5 separate regions of the Homo sapiens genome follow, and regions 2, 3, 4 and 5 are each linked to region 1. A link is a loop called in an ENCODE intact Hi-C map of the cell type or tissue named here. Cell type or tissue: heart right ventricle. All regions are shown on one strand. Each heading gives the region's core, and the rest is flanking DNA. Links, peaks and the distances in the headings are about the cores only. Region 1 has its middle 34 kb from the start of RBM20. Region 2 overlaps RBM20 (RNA binding motif protein 20). Region 3 overlaps PDCD4 (programmed cell death 4). Region 4 overlaps PDCD4 (programmed cell death 4). Region 5 has its middle 490 kb from the start of HEAT2.

Evidence for each region. Hi-C counts contacts between places; a loop is a spot of excess contacts. Peaks named below come from ENCODE experiments on the same cell type or tissue, not always from the same donor. Only the 100,000 strongest peaks of a DNase experiment are listed, where the experiment ranks them.
Region 2: a loop joins it to region 1, with 4 times the contacts of the local background. A loop is called at or near these places in 62 of 110 quality-filtered maps.
Region 3: it touches region 1 in a loop (4-fold over the local background); 56 of 110 quality-filtered maps call a loop at or near these places.
Region 4: a loop joins it to region 1, with 5 times the contacts of the local background. A loop is called at or near these places in 56 of 110 quality-filtered maps.
Region 5: a loop joins it to region 1, with 5 times the contacts of the local background. A loop is called at or near these places in 7 of 110 quality-filtered maps.

Annotation. Positions count from the first base shown.
Region 1 is chr10:110,606,880-110,613,149 of GRCh38, forward strand. No RefSeq gene overlaps it. Among named protein-coding and RNA genes, the nearest start is that of RBM20, 34 kb to the right of the region's middle. RefSeq lists enhancers at 4,378-5,315, 5,490-5,639. In heart right ventricle, for the core only: CTCF peaks have their summits at 2,933, 3,594 (motif pointing right) and 3,808; no DNase peak of the experiment used is centred there; H3K27ac peaks cover 962 bases.
Region 2 is chr10:110,677,384-110,683,653 of GRCh38, forward strand. All of the region lies in intron 1 of RBM20 (RNA binding motif protein 20), which reads left to right. Among named protein-coding and RNA genes, the nearest start is that of RBM20, 36 kb to the left of the region's middle. In heart right ventricle, for the core only: CTCF peaks have their summits at 3,856 (motif pointing left) and 4,056; DNase peaks (open chromatin) are centred at 2,418 and 3,808; H3K27ac peaks cover 4,000 bases.
Region 3 is chr10:110,882,066-110,888,335 of GRCh38, forward strand. PDCD4 (programmed cell death 4) reads left to right here. Exons shown (of 12, transcript NM_014456.5): 4 at 938-1,032; 5 at 3,188-3,301; 6 at 5,600-5,821. Among named protein-coding and RNA genes, the nearest start is that of MIR4680, 13 kb to the right of the region's middle. In heart right ventricle, for the core only: no CTCF peak of the experiment used is centred there; no DNase peak of the experiment used is centred there.
Region 4 is chr10:110,891,620-110,897,217 of GRCh38, forward strand. PDCD4 (programmed cell death 4) reads left to right here. Exons shown (of 12, transcript NM_014456.5): 9 at 2,472-2,579; 10 at 2,793-2,903; 11 at 4,329-4,468. Among named protein-coding and RNA genes, the nearest start is that of MIR4680, 3.7 kb to the right of the region's middle. In heart right ventricle, for the core only: a CTCF peak has its summit at 2,140 (motif pointing left); no DNase peak of the experiment used is centred there.
Region 5 is chr10:111,596,179-111,602,448 of GRCh38, forward strand. No RefSeq gene overlaps it. Among named protein-coding and RNA genes, the nearest start is that of HEAT2, 490 kb to the left of the region's middle. In heart right ventricle, for the core only: a CTCF peak has its summit at 2,490 (motif pointing left); a DNase peak (open chromatin) is centred at 2,413.

The DNA.
Region 1 (6,270 bases), core at 1,427-5,426:
CTCAAAATTAGTGAAATAGTAATTTTAGAAAATGATGTAATTTATAGAAATAATTTTACTGTGAATAATATAATCAGTAGAAAAGGGAGAAATAGAAAGGGAGGATTTCTTTTTTAAGAGTAAGCAATAGCCGGTCGGGCACGGTGGTTCACGCCTGTAATCCCAGCACTTTGGGAGGCCAAGGTGGGTGGATCACAAGGTCAGGAGATCGAGACCATCCTGGCTAACCTGGTGAAATCCCGTCTCCACTAAAAATACAAAAGATTCTCCGGGCGTGGTGGTGGGCGTCTGTAGTCCCAGCTACTGTGGAGGCTGAGGCAGGAGAATGGCGGTAGCCCGGGAGGCAGAGCTTGCAGTGAGCCTAGATCGTGCCACTGCCCTCCAGCCTGGGCGACAGAGCGAGACTCCATCTCAAAAAAAAAAAAAAAAGCAATAGCAAACGGGTCTTTGGAAATATTTAGTTAATTCTTAAAAGGTGTTTCTCTTTTAACAACTATCTAGGCCAGGCGCGGTGGCTCGGTGCCTGTAATCACAGCACTTTGGGAAGCTGAGGCAGGCGGATCACTTAAGGTCAAGAGTTCAAGACCAGCCTGGCCAACATGGTGAAACCCTGTTTCTACTAAAAATTAGCCGGGTGAGGTGATGCGGGCCTATAGTCCCAGCTGCTTGGGAGGCTGAGGCAGGAGAATCATTTGAATCTGGGCGGTGGAGGTTGCAGTGAGCTGAGATCGCACCACTGCACTCCAGCCTGGGAGACACAGCGAGACTCCGTCAAAAAAAAAAAAAAACAAAAAAAAAACCAAAACTCTCTTAATAAAAGGACTAGTACTTTGATTCAGCTTCCCACAAAGGGAGAATACCAGTGTTTAAGTAAAGTGAACAGTATTCAGATTTCACTATCACCCAGCAAATGGTCTTACACAGGATACAGCTTCCAGTTGTTGGGTGCTTGCCACAGAGGTGCAGAGATTATGTTCTGTCTTAAAGATTTAAGAAATCATTTTCTTAAAAATTCTGCTAGGTATAGTGGTTCATACCTGTAATACCAACATTTTTAGAAGCTGGAGCAGGATGATCATTTGAGCCAGGAGTTTGAGACCAGCCTGTGCAATGTAGTGAGACCCGATTTCTACAAAAAATTTAAAAACTAGCTGGGTTTGGTGGCTACACCTGTAGTCCCAGCTACTTGGGAGGCTGAGGTGGAAGGGGTCACGAGCCTGGGAGGTTGAGGCTACAATGCGCCATGATCATGCCACTGCACTCCAGCCTGGCAACAGAGCAAGACCCTGTCTCAAAAAAAAAAAGTGTTATATTTACGAAATAATATTCATTCTGTATCTTTTTACTTAGGCGTATCTCCTTATCCTGGAACACTGATAATCCAGGTTTGTGTATTTATGCTTAGTCAGCTATCTTAAATGGAGGGAAGTGCAAATGGAACCAGTTGCACATTAATGCAGTTTAAATGGTAACAGCAAAGTGTTAGCCTGCTGTTAAAAGTTAGGAGGATCTTTCCTTCCCTACTTGGTATTTTTTTCTTTTTTTTTTTTTCTCTTTTTTTTTAAAGAGAAGATAGGGCCTTACTCTGTCGTTCGGGCTGGAGTGCAGTGGTTCAATCATAGCTCACTGCAATCTCCAACTCCTGGGCTCAAGGGTTCCTCTCAGGGCACCTTCCCAAGTAGGTAGCTAGAATTACAGGTGTGTGCTAACACACCGGCTGATTTCTGATTTTTTAAGTAGATGGGGGTGGGGTCTCACTTTGCCCAGGCTGGTCTCGAACTCCTGGCCTCAAGTGATCCTTGGCTTCCCAAAGTGTTAGAATTACAGGTGTGAGTCACTGCAGCTGGCCCTTTTTTGTTTTAAAATTATATGTAATTAGGTGGAAATTATCCTCTCCTTTTGTGTGAAGATTGAACAGTGATATCCTTGTTTCCTTAGTTTTATCTTTTGGAAGAAACAATTCTTCTTTTCATCCGGGAAAAGTAAGAACAGAATCTGTTTCAATTGCCTATTGCCTAGAAGTGTTACAGCTTTTATTTTGGTCACATTAAGTAATTCTTGATAAAGTGGTTAACATTTCTAGAAGGAATATTATTTTGGCAAGAGCTCAGATTTCACAAAACGTGTCTTAAAAATGGCTTTCGGCCAGGCGTGTTGGCTCACGCCTGTAATCCCAACACTTCGGGAGGCCAAGGTGGGTGGATCACGAGGTTAGGAGATCCAGAGCATCCTGGCTAACACGGGGAAACCCTGTCTCTACTAAAAATACAAAAAATTAGCCGGGCCTGGTGGCGGGCGCCTGTAGTCCCAGGTACTCGGGAGGCTGAGGCAGGAGAATGGCGTGAACCCGGGAGGCAGAGCTTGCAGTGAGCTGAGATTGTGCCACTGCACTCCAGCCTGGGCGACTGAGCGAGACTCTATCTCAAAAAAATAAAGTGGCTTTCATATCTCCACTTTTTCTAAGTTAGGACTTTGAAGGATATATTTAGATCCAGAGATACAAAATTTTTTAGTTTAATACCTTAATTTTATAGACGAGGAAATCTGAAGCCCAGATTAGGTAAGTGACCCAAATGAATAAATGAGCACACACAGCTTAATAACCCACAGAGCCAGAACCAAGTCCTGGCTTTCCTTCGCAAGCAGGACAGACTCTAATACATTAGCTCTTTTTTTCTCCCAAGTTAACTATGAAAATGGGAGAGAGATAGTACAGTGTTGATTGATCCTCCACATGACACAGAGAAACAGATTTTAAGGGCACAATTCACCATCTCTGGTTTTCTTTGCCTTTTGCCTCCCCACTCCTCCTATTTTCTTTAGACTGCACTTATTTAGGTACACTCTGATCACTTATCTCAGTGTCTTAGGGGGACTGGATTACTCCTGGCTGCCAGTCTTCTGCATGAAAGATGCCAGCGTTGCTCCATAAATCTGCCACCATGTGGCACTCACTCTCCCCTTCCTAGACACAGAGTCTCCTGGGTGTAAGAGCCCTTGTGGCAGCCAGTAATTGCTCAGGGACATGAGGCAGCCTAGCGATTAGGTTTGCAAGAAGCACATGGATTTATTTCCTCTCTCAAGTCCTCACATTGGTTGGTATAACTCTATTATTGGAAAGAGACATTAAGGTTTGAATGTTATCTCATGGATACTTGTGTGTTCAGATCAGTGCCTGGAAAGTTGATTATCAAACATTAAAGTGTACAGTGATCACAAGTCCTGCTTTGGCTTTATAAATATACACCTAAAATTATTCAGTAATTAACAATGATGGCGGTAAAGGCTGGAAACATGGAACTACATATGGGTGGAAAAAACCCACCACCATAGAAAATTGAAGGACACGGGTTTAAGGCAAATCATTTGGGACTAAGTTAACAGAGGCAGTTAAGGTATAATGTACTAAAGGTCCCTGACACTTCTGAGGCAGAGGCCTTTGCTAGGAGAGGTCTTCAAACACAGGAATCTATCGTACCACTTCAGAATTAGAAATGATGGCTGCAAAGGTAGATAAGGCTGAGGCTTTCTTCATCATTGGGCTGCTGCTTTGTCTCCCAGTAATTACTTCACTTTTTTCCCAGAGCCACTAGAGGGGGCCCTTGACACATGCCAACCCCTCCATTTTTTCAGTCTAGTTTTTCAAACTCTAGTTTCTTAGAGTAGAGTTCCAGGAGCAATGAGATGGTCAAGGTGTGACATTCTTGAGATTTCTCTGTTGCAAGAGTTTGAGCTACGTGTTAACTGCAGCTCAGTAATTGGATGCTTTTAGCCAAGGTACCTAGTGCTTGCAACAGGTTGGATTGCTGCTTAGAAAGGTATGCAGCAGCTGTTTAATGGGATCTTGTTAACAAAATTTGCAGTCTGTATTAGGGTTCTCTAGAGGGACGGAATAGGATAGATGTATATATGAAGGGTAGTTTATTAAGGAGTATTGACTCACATGATCACAAGGTGAAGTCCCGCAATAGACTGTCTGCAAGCTGAGGAGCAAGGAAACCAGTCAGAGTCTCAAAACCTCAAAAGTAGGGAAGCCAACAGTGCAGCCTTCAGTCTGTGGCTGAAGACCTGAGAGCCCCCGGCAAACCACTGGTATAAGTCCAAGAGTTCAAAAGCTGAAGAGCTTGGAGTCCAATGTTAGAGGACAGGAGGCATCCAGCACGGGAGAAAGATGAAGACTGGAAGTCTCAGGAAGTCTGCTCTTTCCATCTGCCTGTTTTATTCTAGCTGCACTGGCAGCTGATTAGATGGTGCCCACCCAGATTGAAGGTGGGTCTGCCTCTCCTAATCCACTAACTCAAATGTTAATCTCCTTTGGCAACACCCTCACAAACACACCCAGCAACAATTCTTTGCATTCCTCAATTCAATCAATTTGACAATATCAGCCATCACAGTCCTTTCTTGCAGTAGCCCTACTTGTTTCTCCTCAGAGCAGTTTTTTCCTCTATACTTTCTCAATCTTCATATAAACCCAGAAGAGTTTGTTCTATTATAATTTTCCTCATTTGCTCTGTCTCTAACCTTGCATCCCTTAATTGAAACAGCTTCACCTATGTTGCTTTTCAGTTTATCATTTTTAAGTCATCTCCCCAACAAGACACTCCGAATCAGCGTCTCTTATGTTCTTTCACAGAGTGAAGGGAATACTTGCTTCTTTTCTTGTTAGAAATCTTATTAGAATCCCTGTAGCCTTGCGATTATGTGGCTGTTATGTGAGATTATTATGTGCTTTAGGATTGTTCCAGAAGTCCCATTTCCCTACTGCTTAAGAATAAAGGGTTCATCCCCATGGTGAGCAGGCATGTGGGAGCCCACACACAGCCCTGCCCCTGTACCTCAGCACAGGGGTCACACAGCAGGCTAAATCTCATCCTCTGAGATGCAACATCTGCCTTGACACTGATGGGAATGCTGGCATGACCGTGGAGCATGGCCTTGTGATGGACAGAGCTCATCTCATTTGTGAGATTCTGAGAAACCTCAAAAAAGAGAAACCACTGAAGCTGGTGCCAAACAGGTCTTCTCAGTGATCCTTGCCTTTTAGTTTTTCTTTTTCTTATGCACATGCTTCTAGGCAGGGGGTCTGTTCATCTAACTTCTGCCCTTGGCTAAGTAGATGAAAAAGAGGGGTTCATTGATTTCAAGTAATTTCTTGATCCCTTGGGGCAGAAGGATTACAGTCTTTCAGAGATAGTTTCTTTTTGTATATCAATGTATGCACCTTGTGCATAATAATTACCTACTAGCTACCAGATGTGCGCTTTTATCGTCTCTCTTAAGGGCAGTGACTTTGAAGTGGGTGGTGGTAACCCCAGTTTGCAGAAGAGGAACTAAGTTTCATGAGGGCAAAGTAACTTGTCTAACAATTTCTGTTGGAAAGCAGTGGAACTGAGAGTAGAGTCCTGGCTTATCTTAGTCCACCAACCTCTCTAGTTGCCATTTTAAAATTCAAAATGAAACCAGTGCCAACACTTGTAGACAGACCAGCCACAAGGAAGGGCAAAAAGCACCTTTGAACCAGATGGTTTCAGAGCTGTCTACAAATCTGGGCTGTATTGTTTCCTGCTGTCTCCATCCTCACAGCCTTGGGACGCCATGCCACAAAAGCAGGAGGCTTTGTTTGAACAAGATCCTGGGTGATGGAGGCTCTTTCAGATGGCACCTGAGGAGGAGCCCCTTCTCTTGCGCTGTATGCCCCACGTGCATCTTGGCAGAGTAGTTGCCAGCTGAGTGCCTTTGATTCTGCTATTCTCTAGCAGTTAACTTTCAACTCCTCTCACCTGGCCCAACCCTAGTCTCTACTCCCAGTTTTGAAAAGGAAAAGACTAGTGGAGGATTGGTAGTGGGAGGACTGGGAAAGGTTGCACGCCGAGCACTACACTACCACTGCCCTGTGCCTGTTCCTGACCCTGCCGCTTAGCACTCTGCTTTCTCGCAGGAGCCTGGCCCAGCCCTGCTTCATCTGCCCACTCTGAAGAGCAGGATTGTGGTTCTGCCCCCAAGCATTTCATTTCTCTTTTGGTTCTCACATCCAATTAAATGTGTTTCACTTTGTAGTTTGTAGGTATAAGAGGGTTTTTTGTTTGAGAAAGAGTCTTGCTCTGTAGCCCAGGTTGGAGTGCAGTGGCATGATCTCAGCTCACTGTAACCTCTACCTCCTGGGTTCAAGCAATTCTCCTGCCTCAGCCTCCCAAGTAGCTGGGATTACAGCCTCCTGCCACCATGCCCGGCTAATTTTTGTATTTTAGTAGAGACGGGGTTTCACTA
Region 2 (6,270 bases), core at 1,467-5,466, 71 kb after region 1:
TCTCTGCTCACTGCAAGCTCTGCCTCCTGGGTTCACGCCATTCTCCTGCCGCAGCCTCCCGAGTAGCTGGGACTACGGGTGCCCACCACCACGCCCAGCTAATTTTTTGTATTTTTAGTAGAGATGGGGTTTCACCGTGTTAGCCAGGATGGTCCCTATCTCCTGACCTCGTGATCTGCCTGCCTTGGCCTCCCAAAGTGCTGGGATTACAGGCGTGAGCCACCGCGCCCAGCCAAAGGCCTCATCTTAAAGGGGACAAATATTCAAACCATAGCACAGAACTATTTGGTGCTAAATGGTATTTTGGGAAAACTGGAGTGTTACATATTGTTTAATTTTTCCAAATTTCTGATAAAACGGAAGATCTTAGATAGTTGGTGTGTTCGATGGGCATGTATCTCATGTTACTTGTCTTCATGTTGTAGACATCTCTCTAAAAATAATGATACCAACCAGGCTGGTAAAATGGCTTTCTGAATTGTTTTACTCGAGTCAGAGGGGATTTGCACCCTCTAGATGTTGCTCCTTCACAGCTTAACCCTCGGGGAACTTCATTTTTAATTCATTCAACTGAAAGAAGTATTTACTGAACACCTATTATGTGCTAGGTGCTGTCTTAGGTGCTGAGTGATGAATGGAATAGGTAATTCTTATGGATGGAGCTTCCTGTCTAGTGAGGAAAACTAACATAAACCAAAAAAATAGGTAACTATAAAACATAAACTGGGATAAATAATATTAAGGAAAAGAAAGGATTTCTTTCAACCTTATCTTTCTTATAGACAATGTGGGGAAATAGAGCTATGGGAGTACTCAAAAGTTTATCCACACAAAACAAATCCCTATAAAAACCTAACCAAAGAGCAAAGATTAAATGTAATTATGCAAAAAAATGTTTAGGTGTCAAGGCATTTAAATACATTACTTTGCCATTAAGTGGCTATGAGGGTGTCACTAAATGGAATTCTGTTTCAAGACGTACTTGAGCTCATAGCATGTTGAGACCATGATCTTCTCATAATTTGGTTCACTTTGATTAAAGCAGCATCATGCCCACTGCAGCATCATCAGAGAAAGGATCTCCTGAGTTAAGGACACCCATGGAAAGCATCCTATTGTGTGATTTCTCCCTTATTGTTCATTTCTGGGAAGGTACAGTTTGGTTTTGGAAAGCACTCTTGAGTGTGCAAGGCCGGGGGAGTCTGGGGTCTACTCTTCATCCTGCCACCCACTCCCTTGATCAATGAACTTGGCTTCTCTGAGACTTGGAGATTTGGTTTCCACATCTGGAATATAAAGGTGTTGAGCCTGATGACCTTGAAAGATTTTTCTAGGTCTAAATTTTATTACAGAAGCAGTGGGCAATAGGAGAATGTTTGGTGGTAGATTCACTTCATATCTAATGAAGATGTGACATTTTCATGATATGCTGCAGTAGAGGGAGCACTGGTCCAGGAGTCTGAAAGTTCAAGCTCAGCAATACAGAGACTTTTGGAATGACTTGGTTTATGTTCATTCAGGCCTGGAGCACAGATGGGTTCATGCTTTGCTGCAACCCACACTTGGAGATAAAGAGGCTCTGCAGTGGTTTAATATGCAGGTTCTCGGTTCAAATCCAGGATACTCTGCTGAGGAGCCATGGAGACCTGGGCAGGAAACTTGGCCTCCTGGAGCCTCAGGCTTGAATATATGAAATGGAGCCTCTGCTTCTTATTTATAAGTACTCCTGTCTTCCTCCCAAGGTTGGCACTAGGATGAAGGCTGTATAAAGTGATTAGCACAGTATCTGGCACATAGTAAGTACCCAATAAATGCTCATTGTCCTTTTTCTTCTTTTTTTTATTTTTAATTTTTTTTAGAGATAGAGTCTTGCTCTGTTGCCCAAGTTGGAATGCAGTGGTGTGATCATAGCTCACTGCGGCCTTGAACGCCTCGGCTCAAGTGATCCTCTTGCCTCAGCCTCACGAGTAGCTGGGACTATAGGCACGAGCCACCATGCCCAGCTAATTTTTATTTTTTGTAGAGACAGGGTCTCACTATGTTGCCCAGGTGATCTCAAACTAGTGGCCTCAAGCAATCCTCCTGCCTCACCCTCCTAAAGCACTGGGATTAGAGGCATGAGCCACCGTGCCCAGCCTCTTCTTGTTAATAATTATCATAGTTCCTGTTATTGCAGTTCTTAAGCTGGGCACATCATGTAAGCCCCTATGTTTTGGTTTCCTGCTTATGGTGTCTGCCTCATGGGGTTGTTTTGAAAATCAGGTGTGACTTTATGCAAGGGCTTTGCGAGCCCCTGGATCCTCTCTGAAGGGCTGGGCAGGCAAAGCCACAGGCTGGCAGTCTGTCTGTCTGCAGCGTGGCTGTTTCCTGAGAGAGGGCTTGGCTGAGGGCTGGGAGGCAGGTCCGCCTTCCTCTAGCCCTGATGGACTGGGGCACATGCAGACGCACTTCCCAGCCAGGCAGACAGACCCAGCACACAGATGGCCACAGCGGCATTCACTTGGTGATTGTCATTCACAGCTCATGCCATCTGGTGCCAGAGACGGTCGGCGGGCACCTCAATCTCAGTTTCATCCCTGGACTGACACTGCCCCTTTTAACCTGCTCTTCTCATATTTTGAGATAAGGGCACAGTAGGACAGCACTGTTTCTAAATGACTTTAAGAACAATTATTTAGGCTAATTAAAAACAATGAAACCCAGAAACTGTGAGTGGTGGCATTAGAGCCGGGAGCCGGGCACCTGTTGTCATGCAGGCTGTCCTGGGGGAGAGCAATTAGTTTGTTTGGCAAAACCACTGGAATGTTCTTGGTGGGGGCGGAAGTTCAAGTTTGGAGTGGGTGGTGGGTTTGCTCCTTGGATGTGTTGCCTCCTTCGGAGCAGATGGAGTCGAAAGAATTTTCAGAGTGGGGAGGGGTGGCACTGGCCAGGGAAGGCCCACAGGGCTGTTTTCCCTGTCTGAATGGTCCATTCATAAAATTGCCTCCTCTTTCTTCTCCTGATGGCACTGGCCACTGCCTGGTTTCCCCCATCTCAGGGGTTCGGTTCTCTCAAAGCTGGGGGAGGAGGAGCTCGGTCAGCTAAAAAGGTGGTAGGAGCCTCCTTCTCCAAGTCTCATCTGTTCTCCTGGGCTGGCATGATGGATGGCCTCGGGCTGCTGGGTTGTGTGTTCAGTGGCGAGCCAGGATTTGCCAAGGGTGTTTGGCTAGCTCGGGGACTGACACATACGGCTAACTAGCGTGGGCTGTGGTGCGCTGTCACGCAATGCGTGTCACCTGGGGGCGGGGAGGGTGCACGCCTGGGGGAGGCTGTGACCCACCTTTCATAGTGGGGCTTGGCAGGACCTTCTCCTTCACCCCAGCTTTGATGCACCTATACCAGGTTTGATCAGTAAGGTTGGAGGAAGACAGGTGCTTCTCGAGGGTCCGTTTGCTCAGCTGCTTCTTGCTGGGGACAGCTGCACCTCCATATTTCCTTCCTGTTTCTCTCGTGTGCTCCCCTCTCCCCACTCATTTCCATTTACTTCTCTTTCTTTTCCACTTCTTTCTTCTTCAGTCTGTCTCTTATTCTCTCTCTGTATTTTTGCGTAATTACAGACATGACTTGTTACATTCGTGAAAAATCTTAAGTCTGCCTGGATGGTTTCTGTCTAGGGGGCACTTGCTTGATAGAAGAGAAACAGGGGCACCTTCTTCTCGCACATTCCTCACTGACCATGCAGGGACAGCCTTTGAGCAAACAAGGGAGAGACCTCTGCAGAAGGCATTTCACTCCCTTGTCAGGGCTGTGCGAGAAGCTGGTGACAGAACTGGCCCGGAATCCCAGGGACACACTGTCTCCCCCTGCTGTTAGACCACGTCTCCTCGCAATAGGGTCTGCACCAAACCTCCTCCTGCCAACACTTCCAAGAAAATCTTCACATCCACCTATCTTTAAGGGTTAGTTTAAGCTTTGAGAAATGGCACAAGAGAGATTTAGATGTCTAATTTCATCCTCTTGTTTAGTACTTTATATTTAAGTACATGAAACCCTAAACTGTAAGGTATTTGTAAAGGCAGTATTGGTTGAGGCATGCTCTCTGCTAATCTTTTCTGCCTTCAGGTCACTGGCTTGAAGTGTCAGTGACCTTGGAATTATTTTTGCAGTTGCTTTTAAGCCCTGTAAAGACACCATTGGAAGGTTGAGGCTGGCCTAGAAATGGCAGCTGCTGCTGCTCCCCGTTAGCCTGAGGTCGGGTGAGGAGTTCATCACAATTACTGTTTAACTTTTTATTTTAAAATGATTTTAGACCTACAGAAAATTTGCAAAAATAGTGCAGAGAGTTCCTGTATGCTTTTTACCCAGCTGCACCTAGCGTTAACATCTTGGATAAGCCATGATACATTTATCACAACCAAGAAAAGAATATTGGCACACTATTAATAACCACACTACAGACATTTTTCAGATTTCAACAGTCTTTTCATTAATGTTTCCTTTTTCTTTTCCTTTTCTTTTCTGCTTTTTTTTTTGTTGTTGTTGTTGAGACAAAGTTTCGCTCTTGTTGCTCAGGTTGCAGTGCAATGGCATGATCTTGGCTCACTGCAACCTCTGCCTCCCGGGTTCAGATGATTCTCCTGCCTCAGCCTCCTGAGTAGCTGGGATTACAGTTGCCCATCACCATGCCCGGCTAATTTTTTTGTATTTTTAGTAGGGATGGGGTTTCACCATGCTGGCAAGGCTGATCTCGAACTCCTGACCTCAGGTGATCCACCCGCCTCGGCCTCCCAAAGTGCTGGGATTACAGGCGTGAGCCATCACATCTGGCCTTCACTAATGTGTTTTTCTATTTCAGGATGCAATCCAGGATCCCACCTGGCATTCGTTGTCATGTCTCCATTAGCATCCTCCAGAATATGACAGTACCTCAGTCTTTTCTTGTTTTTCATGACCTTGACATTTTTGAAGAGTATTGGTCACTTATTTTGTAGAACACAGATGGAGCCAACTTTTTCTATCTAGGGCCAGATAGTAAAGAGTTTTCGCTTTGCAGGCCACATGTTCTCTGTTGCAACTACCCACCTTTACTGTTGTGGCACAGATCAGCCTCAGACAATATGTAAATAAATGAACATGGCTGGGTCTCGGTATGACTTCATTTATGGAAACGGGCAAAGGTTCACATTTGGTCCTTGGGCTGTAATCTGCCAACTCCTGTTGTGAAAGATTCCTGGATTTGAGTTTGCCTGATGTGTCCTGATGATTAGATTGAGGTTATGTGTGTTGGAAGAAGATTCCCAAAGAGGGGATGTGCCCTTCTCAGAGCATCACTTAATTGCTTGCTTAAGGTGGTGTTAACTGTAAAGTTAAAAGCTGCTATTTTTTCTTTGTAATTAAGAATATTTCAGGGGAGCTACTGTAGGATTATGCAAATATCCTGTTTCTTTTCAAACTTTCACCTGCTAATTTTGGCATTCATCTGTGGAGCTTGCCTATAATAGTTATCATTGTCATATTCTAACAGTGATTTTCCATTTCAGTCATTCCTTCTCCATTTATTATTTGGAATTCTTCTGTAAGGAAGAGCTGTTGTTCCTTCTTCCTCGCTTGTTTATTTATCAAGTATTTATGTCAGTATGGAGTCAGATATTTCTTTTACTTTTTGGGTTATGATGATCACAATTTTTGATTGTGTCATTGATCACAATTTTTGATTGTGTCTAATTCTTGTGATCAAGAATTAGATGAGAGCAAAAAATCCAAAAGTGGTTGCTAAGTGTTGGGCTTTTTTTGTTCTCATCGAATTCTTGACCACCTTCTTGATTTCATAGTCAGCTTTATTCTAATTACAACTTTGTGGGCAGCCGGTGCCCTAAGACCTAATAGGTCTGAATTTCATGAACTTGTTAATGGCAGAAGGCAGTTTTATTTTTTGGCTCAAAGCACTGGTCAGATTTACAATTTCAATCTACAACACAGCTGGTGCTGGTTGAGTTGCAGTAAGAGTGTCCGCATTAGAGCGATTGGAGCTGGTAATTGGTTTTCATTAATTTTGTGTGCAAGAGGAGATTGGTAATGTTTTCTCGTAAATGCTAGGTCAGGTTTGCATTTTGAGAGTGGTTCCAGTTATTATCTCTCCCTATCCTCTTATTCCTTAAGAGCTTCCTTTTTGTTCTGTTATTTGTTGGGGAAGGTTATTTAAGAGTTTAAAACCTTGCTTCAGTGAAGAGTTAAAGCGAATTGAGTTTTGTAACTTTTACTTGCTCATTTCTAGATTAAATTAAAATGTCA
Region 3 (6,270 bases), core at 1,004-5,003, 270 kb after region 1:
ATATTTGTTGAATAAGAGTTTTCTGACGATTTCATCACCTTCTGAATGGTGGGAACTTCAATTTATAGCCTAGGTTTCTTGTAAAATGTTTTTGTGATCTGTCAAAAATTAGTTTTGTTAAATGCCTCTGCAATCATGTTTTATATCAAAATGAAACCTGGTTGTCAGATTCTGTTTTGGTCTGATGGCAAGGATATACTTGGTACAAAATAAAAACCTCCAAAAACAGAAATGTTGGTGACATTGTAAAGGTTCTTTAAAAAATAGTGTAGTACATTAGTCCTTAAAACATTTCAGTAAGTTGATGTAGAAAAGCAACTTTGAAAATTGGAATTGTTAAGCTTCTTTTGGTTGTTTTGTATTTAGAAAACAGAATTTTCAGGGCTGTTAATGCTTAAAAGCAGTTAGAATTCTTTTCTATATTTATAACATATTGCTAGTTGTATGGTTTAATGTGTACTTTAATATTTAAAGAGTACTGTATTTGACCTTAAAATATTTGATGGTGGTTACTGTCCTTTTTTGTTAAATAATTTTTCCCTTGTTGAGTTTTCTATGCTAAGCTTTACCGGCCCAGAATGTTTCTTTTTGTCTTAGTCTCAAAGAAATGTCGAATAAAATTTAGAGCTCAGCTGCAATATCATCTCCTTTGAGGTCCTCAATATAGCTATTTTTTTATCTTTATTTGTTTTTGCTTTTATTTTAAAGCATCTGCTTTTTTAGTTTTTAACTTCATAAGCTATTTTAACTTAATGTTTTTGGAAATATTGAAAGAGTGGTCTGAACAAAAACCAGTAGGGGAAGAAAACTGGAAAAAAACTAACACGTTAAATACAATTTTTTTTTAGCTGTTGTTTAACATCGGAACATTTTATTTTAGATTTCAACAAATTGATGAATTTTGTGTTTTTTCTTTCTCAATGCTAAACTTTTTCAGGTGGTGCAGGAGGCAAAGGTGTCTGGGGTACACCTGGACAGGTGTATGATGTGGAGGAGGTGGATGTGAAAGATCCTAACTATGATGATGACCAGGTATCAGTGCTTTGCTTTTTCATAATATTTAAAATGTTTATGAACTTTTTTGACTTCATGTTTGTAGTTTACTCATACATGTGTCAAATCATATGTATAAATGTTTTGGATTAGGAAACCAAGTAAACTGACAGTAATACATGCATAACTTTCACTTGGTTTCTGTAGTGAGTCAAAAATAGCTCTTTAGAAATTCACTTAGGATTATTAAGTTGTCCATTTTTCAGTAAATTCTGTTAATATAGTTTGTTTCTATAGTAATGATAATTGAGAATATCTTCTTTTGAATATTATGAGTTACAGATATTAGATTCCTTTTAAATATTACTGTTTAGAATGGTAACTATATAATACATTTTGTTTTGGGGACATGCGCATCTTTCTTTTAGGGATAATGCTGAAAATGTAAATTTTTAATAGATTGTGAAGTGAATTTTTTATTTTTTTTAATGGAAAAAATTTAAAGTAGAATAGTATAATCTGCTTGTACTCCTCTCTTAGCTTTACAAACTTAAATAATTACAAACTCATAGGCAGTCTTGTTTAATTCCATTTACTCTCCGTCTTCTATTGGCCCCTTTGCCCCACCCTGTTTTGGATTATTTTGAAGCAAATCCCAAATGTTTTGATTATGTTTTTTGAAAATTTGTCTTTGCACAAGGTGAGACACGGTGATGGAAATTTTAGACAGGAAAACGTTAAGAGTATGTGTTAGGTTGTTTTTATTGTGTGTTGTATGTATGTATTTAAGTGTTTTAACTAATAGATATGGAAATATTTCTAAGAGAACATGAAAAATATGAAACTAGTAGGATTCAAGTACTGTAGAATCTTTGCTAAAAATGTATTAATCTTTCAAGTATATGTTTTTAGGCTGAAGCCAGTCACAAGTTGTAAATATAGCAGTCCCCTCTTATCCGTGGTTTCACTTTCCGCAGTTTCAGTTACCCATGGTCCAATGTGGTTTGAAAATATTGAGTGGAAACTTTCAGAAGTAATTCATAAGTTTTAAATTGCATGCCATTCTGAGTAGTGTGATGAGATCTCCTGCTGTCCAGCTTCATCCACCTCATCCTGCCCAGGATGTGAGCCATTCCGTTGTCCAGCGTGTATCCGCAATGTATACACTACTCGTGCATTCGTCACATGGTAGCTGTCTAGGTTATCGGATTGAGAAAACAGTATTTATTGGGTTCGGTACTATCTGTGGTTTAAGGCATCCTCGGACGGGGCTTGGAACATACCCCTTGTAGATAAGGGGGCACTACATTTCAGAGCTTTTTTAGCATGGGGAGAGAGGAATGGTTTGATGATGGATGTTAATTTTCTTTTTGAAATTTCAATTGAACAGTGCTTTTTTCCTTAGAGATTTTTTTTCTGTCACTACAACATTGATCTTTGTGTTATACTTTTTATTATAATAATGCTAATCGTGAAGGCTTTGGTTCCTGCTTCATTTTTTTTTAAAGTGAAATTTTAATTAAAACACCATTTATGATAGGAAGCCATCATGAAACTTTTTGATTACTAAAAGATTGGTTTTGAGAGAGACATAAAAATTTTGAGAGAAAAAATTAACAGAAGACATGGGGGTTGGGAGCAAATTATGTATTTGCTGTGGTTAATGATTCTAATCTATATATTGGCTTATTGTATTCTGATTTTGTAAAAGAGCAGTGACATATAAATTCTACTATTTTTATTATGATTTATTATTATTATTTTTTAGCTTTGTTGTCCAGGCTGGAGTGCAGTGATGAATTATAGCTCACTGCAGCCTCGAACTCTTGGGCTTAAGAGATCCTTCTGCCTCAGCTTCCTGAGTAGCTAGGACTACAGGGGCAAGCTACCATGTCTGGCTAATTTTTAAAACTTTTTTGTAGAGACAGGGTCTTGCTATGTTTCCCAGGCTAGTATTGAACTCCAGGCCTCAAGTGAACCTCCCGCCTTTGCCTCCCAAAGTGTTGGGATTATAGGTATGAGTCTCCTTGCCTGGCCTAGATTCTATTTTTATATGCGATCAATGTATGTAGCATGTCTTTGTCTTGTGCTAAGTGGGGATTATTAACCACTTAGAATATAAAATTGTACAACAATTTCACTTGTTTATTTGCATTTTGTTTTTTATAACTCTTACTCCCTTTTCCCCTCAAAGGAGAACTGTGTTTATGAAACTGTAGTTTTGCCTTTGGATGAAAGGGCATTTGAGAAGACTTTAACACCAATCATACAGGAATATTTTGAGCATGGAGATACTAATGAAGTTGCGGTAGGTTTAAAGTTGCAAGTATAATTTATTTAATATAGGAGAGAAGACATCTTTTATAAGCAAAATACATCTACAATGATCTTGGGTCACTGAATAAATTTAATCATTTTCTTTTGCATAAGTGAATTTCTAAGAAATGGAATAAAATCTCATTACATTAAAACAGTTATATATTTGGGATGTGATGAGAGCTGTGTGCCATTTTGTTCTCTGAAAAATGACACAATATTTTTATAATTTTTATAATTATAATTTGTAATGTATATGAATTTATAAAATCTGTTTTTATAATTTATAAAATATAATTTTAGCAGTTTGAGGGCACTTCTAGACGCCCCCCGAAACCTCTTCAGGGATCTCAGTTAAGAATGCCTGACATAGTTTCATTTTTTTGACATTTATTTCACGTATGTTCAGAAGTAGGATAAAATCTTTTTGTACTTTGTCCAAAAAAAACCCCACAAATAATAAAGATTTGAAAAAGAATATACAGAAGCCATGAGAATAATCATGATTTGTTCATAAAGTAAATCTAGGATAAAATAAAACCATTGGTCTAGTTAGGATTATCAAATTAAAGTAATACAATTGTAACTCTTTAGAAGACTTTGATCATTTAGATTCTTAAAATTTAGACTGGACTTTTATGATTTGTCTGATACTGTGAGGTTTGATATCTTTGGATTTGTAGGATTTGAATATAAGACAAATATTTGTTCAGTGCATACCATCTGGAGGAATTTGTAATAGGTGATTCTTGCCCTTTTGAAGCCCAGTCAAGTGAAAGAAATGATATGTAAACAGATTATTAAAATACGTGAAACGTTCTGTTATAGAGGAAAAGTTTCCATGAGTCCTATGAGGGCAGGGACTGTTGAAATCTTGTTAATCTACCTAGCATAAGATCAATTGTATACTATGTATCTGTTAACTGAGTACTGTTTGGAAAGCATAAAATAGAGAGTAATAGTAGAGATGATTCTCTGCTGTCTGAAGGATGTTGAGGAGTTCGCCAGTTAAGATAGTTTTCCAGGAAAGAGGAGTATTGTGTTTGAGGGTAGTGGATTAGTTGTTAAAGTGCGGTCAAGGAAGATGAAATGCAGTCAGTGAGAAGAGATTACTAACAAGGACACCAGTTACGTGGCTGTGAAAATAGTTTTGGCACTCTCTTAGTAGTATATCATGATTTAAAGATTCTAAGAAAACTTTCATTAAAGAGGAGGGCACTCTAACTGAATTAGAACTTAGCTTCTAGAGTCAGACTGCCTTTATTCCACTTTCAGTTTGGCTACTCCAGCTGTGTGCCCTCTCTCCTTTGAGTATGATAGGTGTGATAATTTAATACTCAAAGGGCTATTTGAGTATTAAATAAGATAATATAACTAAAGAGGCTATTATAATGCCTGATACATTAGTCAATAAGTATTAGCTGCAGCTATTATATTTCTAAAAGGAAATTTTAAATTTACCCCAGAATCTTAAACCAATAATCCCATTTAAAAACAGTTGTTTAAGATCTCATTTTAAACTTGATACAAAAGTGTGAAGTGAATTTTTATTTCAAGAGAAGTCTTTGAAGAAAAGTAGAATATAAATAGCTTATGATAATCTAAAATGAATTTTTCCACAAATTCTCATAAAACAATATTTATAGTAATAATAGATTGTAAGGCAGGTTAGTTAACTCCTAATACCAATCTCAGCAATATTATGTAGTTTAATGAACTAGCCATGAGCTGCATAATGACGTTTCCATGACAGACTGCATATATACCTTTGGTCTCATATAATACTCTTTTTACTGTATCTTTTCTGTGTTTAGATAGGTAACCACTGTGTTAACAGTTGTCTACAGTATTCAGTATAGTAACATACTATACAGGTTTGTAGCCCGGGAGCAATAGGTTATACCATGTAGCCTACATGTAGGCTCTGCCATTTAGGTTTGTGTAAGTACACTCTATAATGATTGCACACTGATGAAATCACCTAAATGGTGAATTTCTCAGAATGTATCTGTGTCGTGACCCATGACAGTATTTTAAAGGTATTTCACATTTTTGAATTTAGCGATGTTAAGGCAGTTAAAGCTTGACAAAGTGGATCAATGTCTGATTTATGCACAGGGAAAGGTGTGTTTATCCTATCTTCTAAAACATGACTGGGTCTTTTGATTATTTCCAAAGAGTGAGACGTAGAGATATATAGATAAAAGCTCAATTTTTCAAAAATAAAATTTTATTGAACTATAGGTAGTGATACACTTTTAAAATGTTTTTAAATTATTTTTTTGAACAGGAAATGTTAAGAGATTTAAATCTTGGTGAAATGAAAAGTGGAGTACCAGTGTTGGCAGTATCCTTAGCATTGGAGGGGAAGGCTAGTCATAGAGAGATGACATCTAAGCTTCTTTCTGACCTTTGTGGGACAGTAATGAGCACAACTGATGTGGAAAAATCATTTGATAAATTGTTGAAAGATCTACCTGAATTAGCACTGGATACTCCTAGAGCACCACAGGTTTGTATGATTCTTCTTTTTGTTCATTCCCTCCCACTACTATATTCCTAATTGTGGAAATAATGTATACTCCTAGGAAATTTTAGTAGATGGAAGGGGATGGCCAACATTTCCTACGACACCGAAATATTCCGCTAGCATTTTGATGTATTTTTTCCTAGTTCTTTTGTTTTTTAAACATGGTCTTCATCATGCTATAAATTTAATGTTATCTTGTACTTTTCCCCTATGATCTGCATAGTTTTTAGGTAATTTTTTTTTTTTTGCCATATATATAGTCTTTGTTATATGTAGTTGTTTTATTAGCTAAGATTTTTAAAAAATGTAGGTTATGATTGAATGCTTCACTAATGTTTATTATAAGAAGTCATAAATAAGACTCTTCCCTTTTGTAGCTTTGAAAATGTGAAATTGTTGCTATTGTCAAAAGTTTTTAATCAAGGTAAAAT
Region 4 (5,598 bases), core at 32-4,031, 280 kb after region 1:
TAACTACAATTTTGATTTTTAGTAAGTCTTTTAATGAGGTGTGTGTGTGTGTTTGTGTATGTGTATCTAGCTTAAGTGTTAAGGAGTTCAAATTGTAGTTAGAGCCTTGACTGTTTTTGCTTTTATATATGTTAAAATAGATGAGTCAGTGTTTGTAATGTCGTGATTGCAGTATCTGTTTTTTAAAAATTAAACAATTATTAGAAAAATTGAGGTATAAAAATAGTCAAGATGCCAGGGCAATTAGGCAGGAAAGATAAAAGGCATCCAGATTGGAAAGGAGGAGATAAAACTAGTTGTATTCCCAGATAACATGATCTGTATACAGAAAATTTGAATGAATCCACATTTTTTAACTCCCCAAAACTGAAACCAAACTATTAACTAAAAAATGAGTTCAGAAAGGTTGCAAGATAAAAGATCAGTACACAAAATTCAATTCTCTATACAGTAGAAATGAATGATCTGAAATGCAATTATTGCATTTGTGATAGCATCAAAAATAAAATACTTAGGAATAAATTTAACAAGACAAATGCAAGTCTTGTACACTGAAAACTGCAAAACAGGTTGAAAGAAATTAAGGAAGACCTAAATAAATAGAATGATATCCCATGGTTATGGATGAGGATACTTAATATTGTTAAGATGGTAATACTCTCCAAAATTAATATTTTTGGAAACTGGACAAGCTGTTTTATGGTGTGTGAATTCTCTCTCAATAAAGAAAATTGACAAGATAAAAATGGAAATAAAACTGCCAGTATATGAGTTTGAGGTTGACATTATTTGGATATTTGCTTACATGGAAGGGTTGGATCAAAGAAGACTTTTAGAAATGTATAAATGTATTTGTAATTTATCATTCTCAGAAGTGCATGGAATTTGATGGGGGATATTTTTAATACTTCTAAAGTTATGTAACAAATGTTAAAAGTAAGTAATATAATTTGAATAACAAGTACAGTCACGTGCCACATTATGATGTTTTGGTCAGTGATGGACTGTGTGGGATGGTGGTGGTCCCATAAGGTTATAACGGAGCTGAAAAATTCCTATCGTTGAGTGATATGGAGGCAGTTGTAATGTTGTAGCACAGTTACTTTATTTTTTCATAAATTTAATGTAGCCTAAGTATACAGTGTTTATAAAGTGCATAGCCAGTGTATGGGTAATGTCTTAGGCCTTTACATTCACTAACCACTCACTCATTGAATCACCCAGAGTAACTTCCATCCTGAAAGCTCTATTCATATTGAGTGCTCTATACAGGTGTATCATTTTAAAAATCATTTACACTGTTTTTTATTGTACCTTTTCTATGTTTAGATACACAAATACCATTGTGTTCCAATTGCCTATATTATTCAATATAGTGACCTGCTGTACAGATTTGTAGCCTAGGAGCAATAGGCTATACCATATAGCACTGGTGTGTAGTAGGCTATACCATCTAGGTTTTTGTGAGTATACTCTATGATGTTTGCACCATGACAGAGTCATCTAACACACTTTTCAGAATGTATCCCTGTTAAACGATGCATGACTATGCATTAGTTTGTAATTGTAAAAATACTCAAATGCTATGCTTTAAATATTTACTTACATGTAAATATTTAAATACATATTTACTTACATGTAAATATTATATCCTAAAGCATGACAGCAATTAAATTTTACTTTACCTTTTATGAAAATATCTTATAGAAGTTGGAAGGATACTTAAATATGATTTTTTAAATTCAGTCAGCCAACATTCAACATTCAGGCAACTAGATATGTGCCCACCAAATACAAAGGGGATTTTAACAAATAACATATAGGGAAAAATATTCCTAGTTGAAACTCTTGTGCTGAAAAAGTTCTCCCACTTTTTTGAGATGTTCAAGTTTGAGCGGGAAAATCAAGACTTGTCTCTTTAGCTACAGCTGGAAACTGAATTATTGAACATTTTAGATAATGAGTTTCAAATTCTCAGTTGTAGAGAAAAGAGAAACTATGTGGAAATCTTTGCCCTCTCTAGTAATGCCCCATTATCATCTCTCATTTTTTGGCTCTCAGTGCACTATTAAGAGCGTCTTGATAGAAGTGAAATATTTTGTGCCACTTTATGTTGAAACTTTGTTAGTGCCCTCTAGTGGTATTTAAAATCCCTTATTTTTAGTGGCACACTAGAGCATTATGGTCACAACCCAGGACGCATGCATTATAAACCTATTCGTAGTTCTCAGTGATTCAGACACACTGAAGCATTGCATTTGAATCATAATTATGAACCATTTAAAAATTGGGGATTTATTTTTTAATTATGAAAAATTCTGTTGTAATAGTACCACATCCAATGTATATGTTATTAGCTGTTTGTTACCCACTATTTCATTATATTGGAATGAGGGCAAATAATCCTGTAGGCAAGCACGATATTTTAAAAGTTAGGAATTCTGACACATCTCAACTTTTAAATCTAATAGATTGATATGCTGCTGAAAGAATATTTACTCTCTGGAGACATATCTGAAGCTGAACATTGCCTTAAGGAACTGGAAGTACCTCATTTTCACCATGAGCTTGTATATGAAGTAAGATTACCTTGCCATGTCAAAGATAATTATTAAGTGTTCCTTTTTGTACTGTAGCGACTTATGCTTTTTAAATAATGTACATCCTTTTTTTAATATCAAAGGAGGAAGTGGTTATTAAATTTCTACGATTACAGAAGGCATCTAGGTGCATTTTAGGAGCAGTTTCATATATGAATTAACCAAAAATTCACTCATTGATTCAATTTTTAGGCTATTATAATGGTTTTAGAGTCAACTGGAGAAAGTACATTTAAGATGATTTTGGATTTATTAAAGTCCCTTTGGAAGTCTTCTACCATTACTGTAGACCAAATGAAAAGAGTAAGTATAACATTGTTTTTGAACAACTTGTAGGATTATGTCTTAAATATATGATTGAATACAGATTATGAATTGTCAGTGAAATTTTCTTTAGGTATGTTTAGTGTTAATATGCCTATATGTTTTGTTTTTTCTTAATGGTAATGTTTGAGGTTTGAACCTTTTGCAACCATTTTTTGGAAAGTAACACTGCAGTGTTTTTTTTTTTTTTTTTACCTACTTTAACAAATGTAATTATGTATTCTACCTCAAGGGTTCGGTTTCTAAGATGTGACAATTTCTATTTTATATCTAGAGAGAAACATGAACCTTTAACTTTTAACAAATTATAAAGTACTTTTTTCCTATTAAAAATTTTATGATTATTGTTTTAAATGTTTGTGAGGTTTTTGTTTGCCTTGTATTTTTTTAAAAAGGTAGTAAGTGTAAATAGAGAAGTAGATGGGAAAGGAGTTTGCCCAATGTCTGATGTCTGCTTACAGCTCTTTTAAGAGAACAGTATTTAAAAAAAATTTTTTAGCTATGTAACCAGTTTTACTTATTTTTTTATTTATATTTTTAATTTTAGATATCAGAGGGGTATATGTACAGGTTTGTTAGATGGGTGTTTTGTGTGATGCTGAGGTTTGGGCTTCTAATTAATGATCCTGTCCCTCAGGTAGTAAATATAGTACCTGATAGGTAATTTTTCAACTCTTGTCCTCTTTCCTACCTCCCCACTTTTGAAATTCCCAATGTTTATTGTTCCCATCTTCATGTCTGTGTGTACCCAATGTTTAGCTCTCACTTACAAGTGAGACCATGCATTATTTGGTTTTATGTTTGTGATAATTTTCTTAGGATAATGGCCTCCAGCTGCATCCACGTTGCTGCAAAGGACATGATTTTGTTCTTTTTTATGGCTATGTAGCATTCCATGGGCGTATATGTACCACATTTTCTTTGTCTAATCCACCATTGATGGGCACTTGGATTGATGCCATGTCTTTGCTGTTGTGAATAGTACCCGATAAATATACAAATGCAGGTGTCATTTTGGTAGAATGATTTATTTTCCTTTGGGTATACACCCAGTAATGGGATTGTCGGGTTGAACGGTAATTCTATGTTGAGTTCTTTGAGAAATCTCCGAACCACTTTCTACAGGGGCTGAACTAATTTGCATTCCCACCAACAGCGTATAAACCTTCCCTTTTCTCCTCAACCTTGCCAATGTCTGTTATTTCCTGACTCTAATAAAAGAGAACAGTTGTAAAACACTGTAACAAATCTACTTTCTGTGCTTCTCACGATTCAAATCTGACTTCAGTTTAACCATTTGAATATTTGGCCTTAAATACAAATTGATGACATAGTGATGGATTGTGTTTTATGACATTTATTTTATATGGGCTAACAATTCTGCATGTAATTTCATTGTTGTAGGGTTATGAGAGAATTTACAATGAAATTCCGGACATTAATCTGGATGTCCCACATTCATACTCTGTGCTGGAGCGGTTTGTAGAAGAATGTTTTCAGGCTGGAATAATTTCCAAACAACTCAGAGATCTTTGTCCTTCAAGGTACTTTATTTAAATACTACTTTCTCAATGTAAAATAGTGGATGAGATCTTTGGGAAGGTTAACTGCTAAGTTAGTTTATCGTTCCCTGAAGTCACTGAAGAACGTGACTCTTGTGAGTTCATGGAGAAAGAAGGGCGAAGCTTGTTTTAGCCCCCTTGTAAATCTGTACAGGACTGCCTCATGAAGTCCTAGTTTATTTGAAAGAAACTAATCTTGTGGAGCAGGTCCTTTGTTGTAAGTAGTTTCAGTGTTTAGAGTAGGTATTATCAGTGATAAGATGAGAAAATTGAGGCTTAGGGAGGTATAATGTACTTTTTCTAAGGTCACATGGCTAGTACATGGTAGAAGCCAAGTATGAATTCAGGACTTTTCTGGCTTCAAAGATCTAGGCTCTTACCTGTACTGGATGTGGCTTCCTTGACTTCTTTACAGGTTGGAGAATTAGGGCTAATTGGATGTTCTCACTAGAAAGTGTGTGTGTTGGGGGGTGTGTGGAGGATGTTCTCACTGGAAAGTGTATGTGTGTGGGTGATTTTCCTTGGAGCTATTAATATTTTTGCTACTAGTTGGTAAGTTTTTTTGTTGTTGTTAAAGCTAATAATGAAGCTTATAATGTAATAATATAAATGTTTAGTAATAGCTAAACTTTTTGCTTGTGTGGGTCAGTTTTATATAATCTTAAGTTCTTATAATTTTTTATCTGGAAAATTTCTTAAGCTTTGATATTTTTAAGTGCATTGTAAGAATTAAAAGTCAGAAAAATATTTCCTGGTAGGGGCCTTTGCTTTAGAATTTTAGAAGCCATTAAAAGAGAGGGAAAAGAAAGTGATGAAAGATAGTTTAATAGCTTTACTAGAAATGTTTGGAAATACAGACGTTAGCTTGGTGATGGCAGGATTTATGTATGGATGTGCCAAGTGATATACATCAGTAAAAACTCTGAACTTTGGCCTTCTTATTATTGACTGCTTTTTCATTCCCTACCTTGGTCTCATACAGTCTGAAGCCTTTATGTTCAAGATGATGTAGCTGTTTTCCACTTAGACTTAATATGAAAAGGGGCCAGTACCCTGGCATTGGCTTTTTGAAAGTTTTTCAGCCTCTGTTTGAAAGTCTGATTGTTTCTGTG
Region 5 (6,270 bases), core at 880-4,879, 990 kb after region 1:
TAGAGCAGTGCCTTCCTCATCATTTTACTTTTTCATTCTACTGTCTTTTAATTTGTTTCTGTAAACTTCATGTTTGTTAATAACAACACTTTTTCTCTGAGGGTTCCATTATAGTCATGTTTGACCTTTCTTCCCAAAATTACATCATACGGGATGCCATGTATTTTATCTTCCTTCAAGTGGTAAATATTTCTGGTTTATTCACTAGAATAAGTATTACTTAAATTAATCAGTGGGTTCAAATGGTAAAAGCCTGACCTTTCATGGAAAAATTCTCCATTCATTTTTAAAAATGTCTTCATTCATTGAAAATCTTTGCCTAAATTATTGATTCTTATTATAAGTTGCAAAATGATAATGTTCTAATTCTGTCACTTCTTCAACCCTTTACATTTATTAGGTGGAATTCCTCTATAAAGAAGTAGTTTTCTTCGTCAACTAGGGCTACTTGGTCATATTGAAATACTGCTTATCCAAGAAAGAAAAAATAAATGTTTAATTATTTCCCTTTAATTTTCAGAGTGAGGTTACTTCCAATGTGACCAATGAGTCTTTTTTAATTTGGGGGGTTAAGGGCTATCTTTTTAAAAAAACTATTATTATAAACATGTATATTTTTGTAAATTCACAGAGGTGTTCCTCAGTTAATTTGTTCTGATGTTCAAATTGTCCCATCTTTGGTCAATGAGTGACCCTTCAAACTGTTTCGATGTCCTTTTGATGTAATTCCATTCATCTTTGACTACATCTTTGCTATCTGCATAAAAAGATGGCCAATGCTCATCTTATGCATTTCCTGTCTCAGATCTGGAATTAGTCATTCTTCCATGGATTCCTAGTTCCTTTTAGTGGGACACAGTCGGTTTTTGAAAACTGGGATCATGAACATGAAAGTGTAAACACTAATGTGCTGGATCCTGGTTACTATTAGCTTCCACCGTGCCACACTCTCAGTGTCTGCCAGAGCAGATCTTTCAGTTGACTGATTTTTCCCTTTCATCTCCTACATGCTATACCTCCTGCCATGAATTTCAATGCACACAATAAATATTCCTTGTGATGAGGACTGGGTATAATTCACCATTGAATCTCCAGGGCCTAGAACAGATCCTGAGATATGCCAGGGTGCCCAAAACTTTTTGTTGCATGAATACATTTTTCATTCTAAGAAAACTTTCCTGCCTCCCATCTTTCTGAATCAATTACTTTTTAAAATTTTAAATTATAATTTACATCTCTATTAAAGTTTCTAGCACCTGATACACTGGCACAGAGTAGGCATGCAATAAATATTATTAGATAAATAAATGAACATATGATGTCATAACACCAATCTTTTTCAAATCTATCAGGGCTTCCTCATTGCTCTTGCATACATTTTAAATTCCTCAACATGGTATACAAGGCTCTGCATCATCTGGTCCTGACTATCAATCCTTTTAGCCCCATCTTCTACAACTTTTCTTATTGCTCACCCAGCTCTAGCCTCACAGACTTTTTTTTAGTTCTTTAAAAGTACCTCATTCCACCCTGCCTCTGGGTTATCACATGCTCTTCCCTCTACCTGACATGATTCTCATTCTTCTCCTCTCCCTTCTCCATTCTGCCCACTTAATTCCAGCTCCTCTTTGGATATCCCCTTATAATCATCTCTTCTAGAAGGCCTTGTATGACTCACACGCCTCCAGACCTCCTTGCTATATGTCCTCATAGCAAGGATGTCTTGTTACTTTATTACCATGGTATTTATTATACTAGTAATGTGTTATTACTTGCTTAATGTCTATATTCTCCACTAGGCTGTAAGCTCTATCCAGGCAGTGTGATCTAACACTCTATTCCCCATTTCTCAATAGGTGCCCAATCAGTACTGGCTGAATCAATGGATATTAGATTCATTATTAGTAGATGGTAAGCTCCTGGAATACAGGAACTATGCTTTTTCCATCTTCATATCCTTTTGAGCTTCCAGAATGATTTGAATTACTAGAAGAGATTTAGGAAATGTTGATTGAGTGGCTAGACATTGTCCCTAATCAAGGCATTTAGTTGCCCTAACTGTGCAGAGAAAAGCATTTCCTGGCACAGCCTACCACTCCAGTCCAGATTCTGAGTATGAAGTACTTTTCCTCCTAATGATTTGCAATGTACCTGTATGTTCACCTCCCCCACCATCAGCTTTAGACAAATCACAGTGCCAAAGAGCCAGCAGCTGGAAGGGTGGCCTAAGGAGATTGCCACGCTTGGACTGGTTGCATTTTTCTTTGTGCACCTAAGAACCGGTATTTAATCCATATGACCCTGCTCTACGCCTAGGACAAGGCTGAGTGCAAGCTGGGGGAAGAACCCTGCTCTATCCAGAATGATTTCACTGATAGGAAGCCATGCAACTGCATTCCATGGGTCCCTTTCAGCCGCCGCTTAGTAACAGAACAACTCCATAACCAGTTACAGCCATAGCCGGGAGGGGAAAGTCTAGTGCCACCTACTGGTTACAAGTCAGACTGCCTTGCTTACATAACAAATATAGCCTCTATGAAGGGCAGGCATTTTGAATATCTTGTCAACTTTAGTGTGAACTTTTATTATAGAAAGAACTATTCCATTTCATTTGGGACAGGGTGCTCCTTAGTGGATCAGCATACTTGGAATCAGTCAATTGCAAAGTCAGGAATAAAGGTTCTTAAAAAACTGGCACAGTAGATTTAAGCTAATGGTCTAGAAAATTTCATATTGAGAAAGCAGAATTTATTTCTGGTGGGGATAGGATGGGGTGGGGAAGAGTAGAGAAGTCTTCAGTGCATCCATTGGTATCTGAATAACTACCCATTTGCAAACACAGTTACTGGCTAAGAGACGGTTTGCACAATGGCTAATACCTCAGACTTTAAAATCAAGCAAATCTGGATTCAGATTTCAGCTTGGGCACTTATTAGCTGCGTAACCATAGGCAAGTTGCATAACTTCTTTGAGCCTCGGTTTTTCTCATCTGTAGAACAGAAGAATAGTACATAGTACCTACCTTATAGGATTTTTGTAAGACATAAGCGAAGCTATATATATATATATATATATATATATATATATATATATATATATATATATATATATATATATATATAAAGCACTTAGCCCACTTACTCCAGTAGTGCTTATTAAGGTAATTTTAAAAATTGTTACTTCTATAAGAAAACTTCTTAGAGCATTATTTTGATATGACTTTTCCAATCATTTACATAAAGACACAAAAGACACAGCTCAGACTCTCAAAGAGCTTGCAGACTAGCTGGGAAAACTAATACATAAACACCTAACTGGCGCACAACTGGACAGCTATTCTAGTTGAGCTATGAGAAACAGAGGAGGGAGCAACGAAGTCTGTTTAGGTTGGGAGAAGAGACACAATAACTGAGTGGGTTCTTGAAAGATGGAGAGAACCACACCTAAGATGGACAAGTGAAGGGAAGAGCAAGAGTAAGAGCTTAGAGGCATGAAAGTGAAGGGCATGTTAGGAAATACAGAGTTGCCTGATGCAACGAAAGAGAACTTTAGGTGGGATGAAGCTCAGTGTATTCAAGTCCCCAGAAGAAGGCATAGTGGATCAAGACGAGTTGGCAAGAGTAAGAATGGGGACAGATGCTCTGCAAGGGTCCTTGGATGTTCTGTGATATTAGTAATGGACATTGACTATTTTTGTCCAATGCCCATTTTTCTATCTGGCAACCTGGTTTTCCTTTGGGGAATAATCCATTCCGAATTTTCTGTCCATGTGGTTTGGGTTGTGCTGATCAGCTAACCTCATACCCATTTCATTTTAAAGGGTAGTCATATGATCCATGCTTGGAGAATGAGTATATTCCATCTGCTTGATCACAGTGGCTGGTTCAAAGATTGATGATGTTACCTAGGTTAATCGAATCAGAGTGAACTCTAGGGCAGCTGAGAAAGCTTACAGCATTTGATTACTGTAGGGTGAGTGTAATGAACCCAACTGTAATGAACCCTAAGGTGACTCAGGGCGATTTATAGCATTTGATTACCATAAGGATGTACAAGCCTGGGCTGCTGGGGGGTCATCACATGTCCACCAATGAGACAACAGAGAACAAAGAAAAAGTGAAGATAGAGAGGAGATGGACTAACCCCTGACTATGTAATCTGGACTCCTGGATCCAGCATTCCTGATGAACTTTACAATTCCTGAACTTTTCAATAAATGTATCTTTTGCTTTAGGCCACATTAAATGGCTTGCTATCACTTTCAACCAAGAGATTCCCAACCAATAAAATATCACTGGTTTCATATTTTTAAAACTTTTTGCATTTTATATCTCATGGGACTACCTCATTGTTATAACTCATACATAACTAGTAGACATTATTAATACATTTCTCAGCAAAATCAGGGAACCCTCTAATTCCCCAAACCAAGTCTTTCAGATGTAAACTCTTTAAATTCCTGATGAGCGAGGAAACAATAGATTCAGCAGATAGGTAAGAAAGTTATTACACCTAGTTTGCAGCCCAAGCTAGTATTTCAGTCAACAATGCATGCCATTTTTAGACAATTAAGGTTTGAAAACCATCTGCATGAGTTTTAAAGACTGTTACAGGCCCTCTGCCTATTGTTGGTCATGTTTTCACTGCTGAATTCCCGCTGAATATATAAGAAGACTAAAAAGAAAGCTCTTTACTATTGACAGCTTTGATTCCAGCCCCAGCAAAGCATTATACTTGGAAATCAGCATGCTCTCTTATTGCGCCTGGAAGCCAGCCAGCTGACAAGAAAGAGCCACTGCTCTGGGACAAGGCCACAAACACAGGTGCCGGCATGCCCTCTCTCAGCTGCCCCTGCTGGAACTGCAGTGCTCAGCAAGGGACATATCTGTATGGGATACACAGAGGCTTCAGCAGAGTAAAAATGTTCATAAAAGGAAGTATTTGGCATGATAGATTACATTTTTCCTATCTTTATATAGTTTCAAAGGTTCAAACAGTACTAAGTTAGCCTACCCAAACAAAAATCCTTCCCCCTACACCCAGGAAAGAGGGGTCAGTTTCAGGAGACCCCATCATGAATCATGAAAGCCTAAAAAGTGTGCCAACCAGAAAGAATAAAAGCAACACACCCATCCATAGTGCCCCCTGAATGTATAATATAATACACAATACACACATTCAGTCTGCCTTTCTGAATCATTATTCTGACAATACAGTGTAAAGAGGTTGATTCCACAGCAGATGACAAATGCCCTCTTCTAGGCTGAGGAAACAGCATATATGCTGCTAGTATAGGTATAAACTTTCCTCAAAGATATTTTCTTTGTCTTACAGAATCTTATTAAAACCAAAAAGTGGTATTATTGGCTACTATTTCTTTTCTTTTTTTTTTTTTCCAAGACTGCGTCTTGCTCTGTCACCCAGGCTAGAATGCAGTGGCGTGATCTTGGCTCACTGCAACCTCCAGCTCCCTGGTTCAAGCAATTCTCCTGCCTCAGCCTCCCAAGTAGTTGGGATTACAGGTATGCGCCACCACACCTGGCTAATTTTTGTATTTTTAATAGAGATAGGGATTCACCATGTTAGCCAGGCTGGTCTCGAACTCCTGACCTCATGATCCGCCTGCCTCAGCCTCCCAAAGTGCTGGGATTACAGGCGTAAGCCACCACACTTGGCCTACTATTTGTTTTAAATCAAATGTGGGGGAAAAAATCACCATTTAAAATTACTCCGTAAACATCAAAGGATATTTCAGAACTCAGGACAACCCCATGCAGTTAACGATATTCTTGATCAACTGCCAAATCTAACATTGTCCAGTGTCTAGGTCAAAGAGATTCCCTTTTCCCTAAAAGACCTGCAGACACTGAATAATAAGGAAAACCTAAGTGTGTGGGTGTGTTTGTATGTGCATAACCCCCATGATATTTGCTGTTATTGCCACCTACTTTTTTTCCTAGCACTTCCACAACTGTAATTAAAGAATGTGTTGTGCAATGCCCTTATTTCCTTGTTGCCTGTCAGTGGACTGAAAACTCTGTGGGAACTGGGACAAATTGTGACCTATTATTAAATCTACCTGAGCCCATCACAGAGCTGAGAGAATAGAAAGCACTTGCTAACAATTTGTTAAATGAGTGGAGTGACAGTAAAAAAGAGGAGAAGTCCACTTCAAACGATGTTGAGCATATGACTAAAAAATAAAATACATTACACTATATATGTATATTTGCATATATATACATATACATACATACATACACATATATA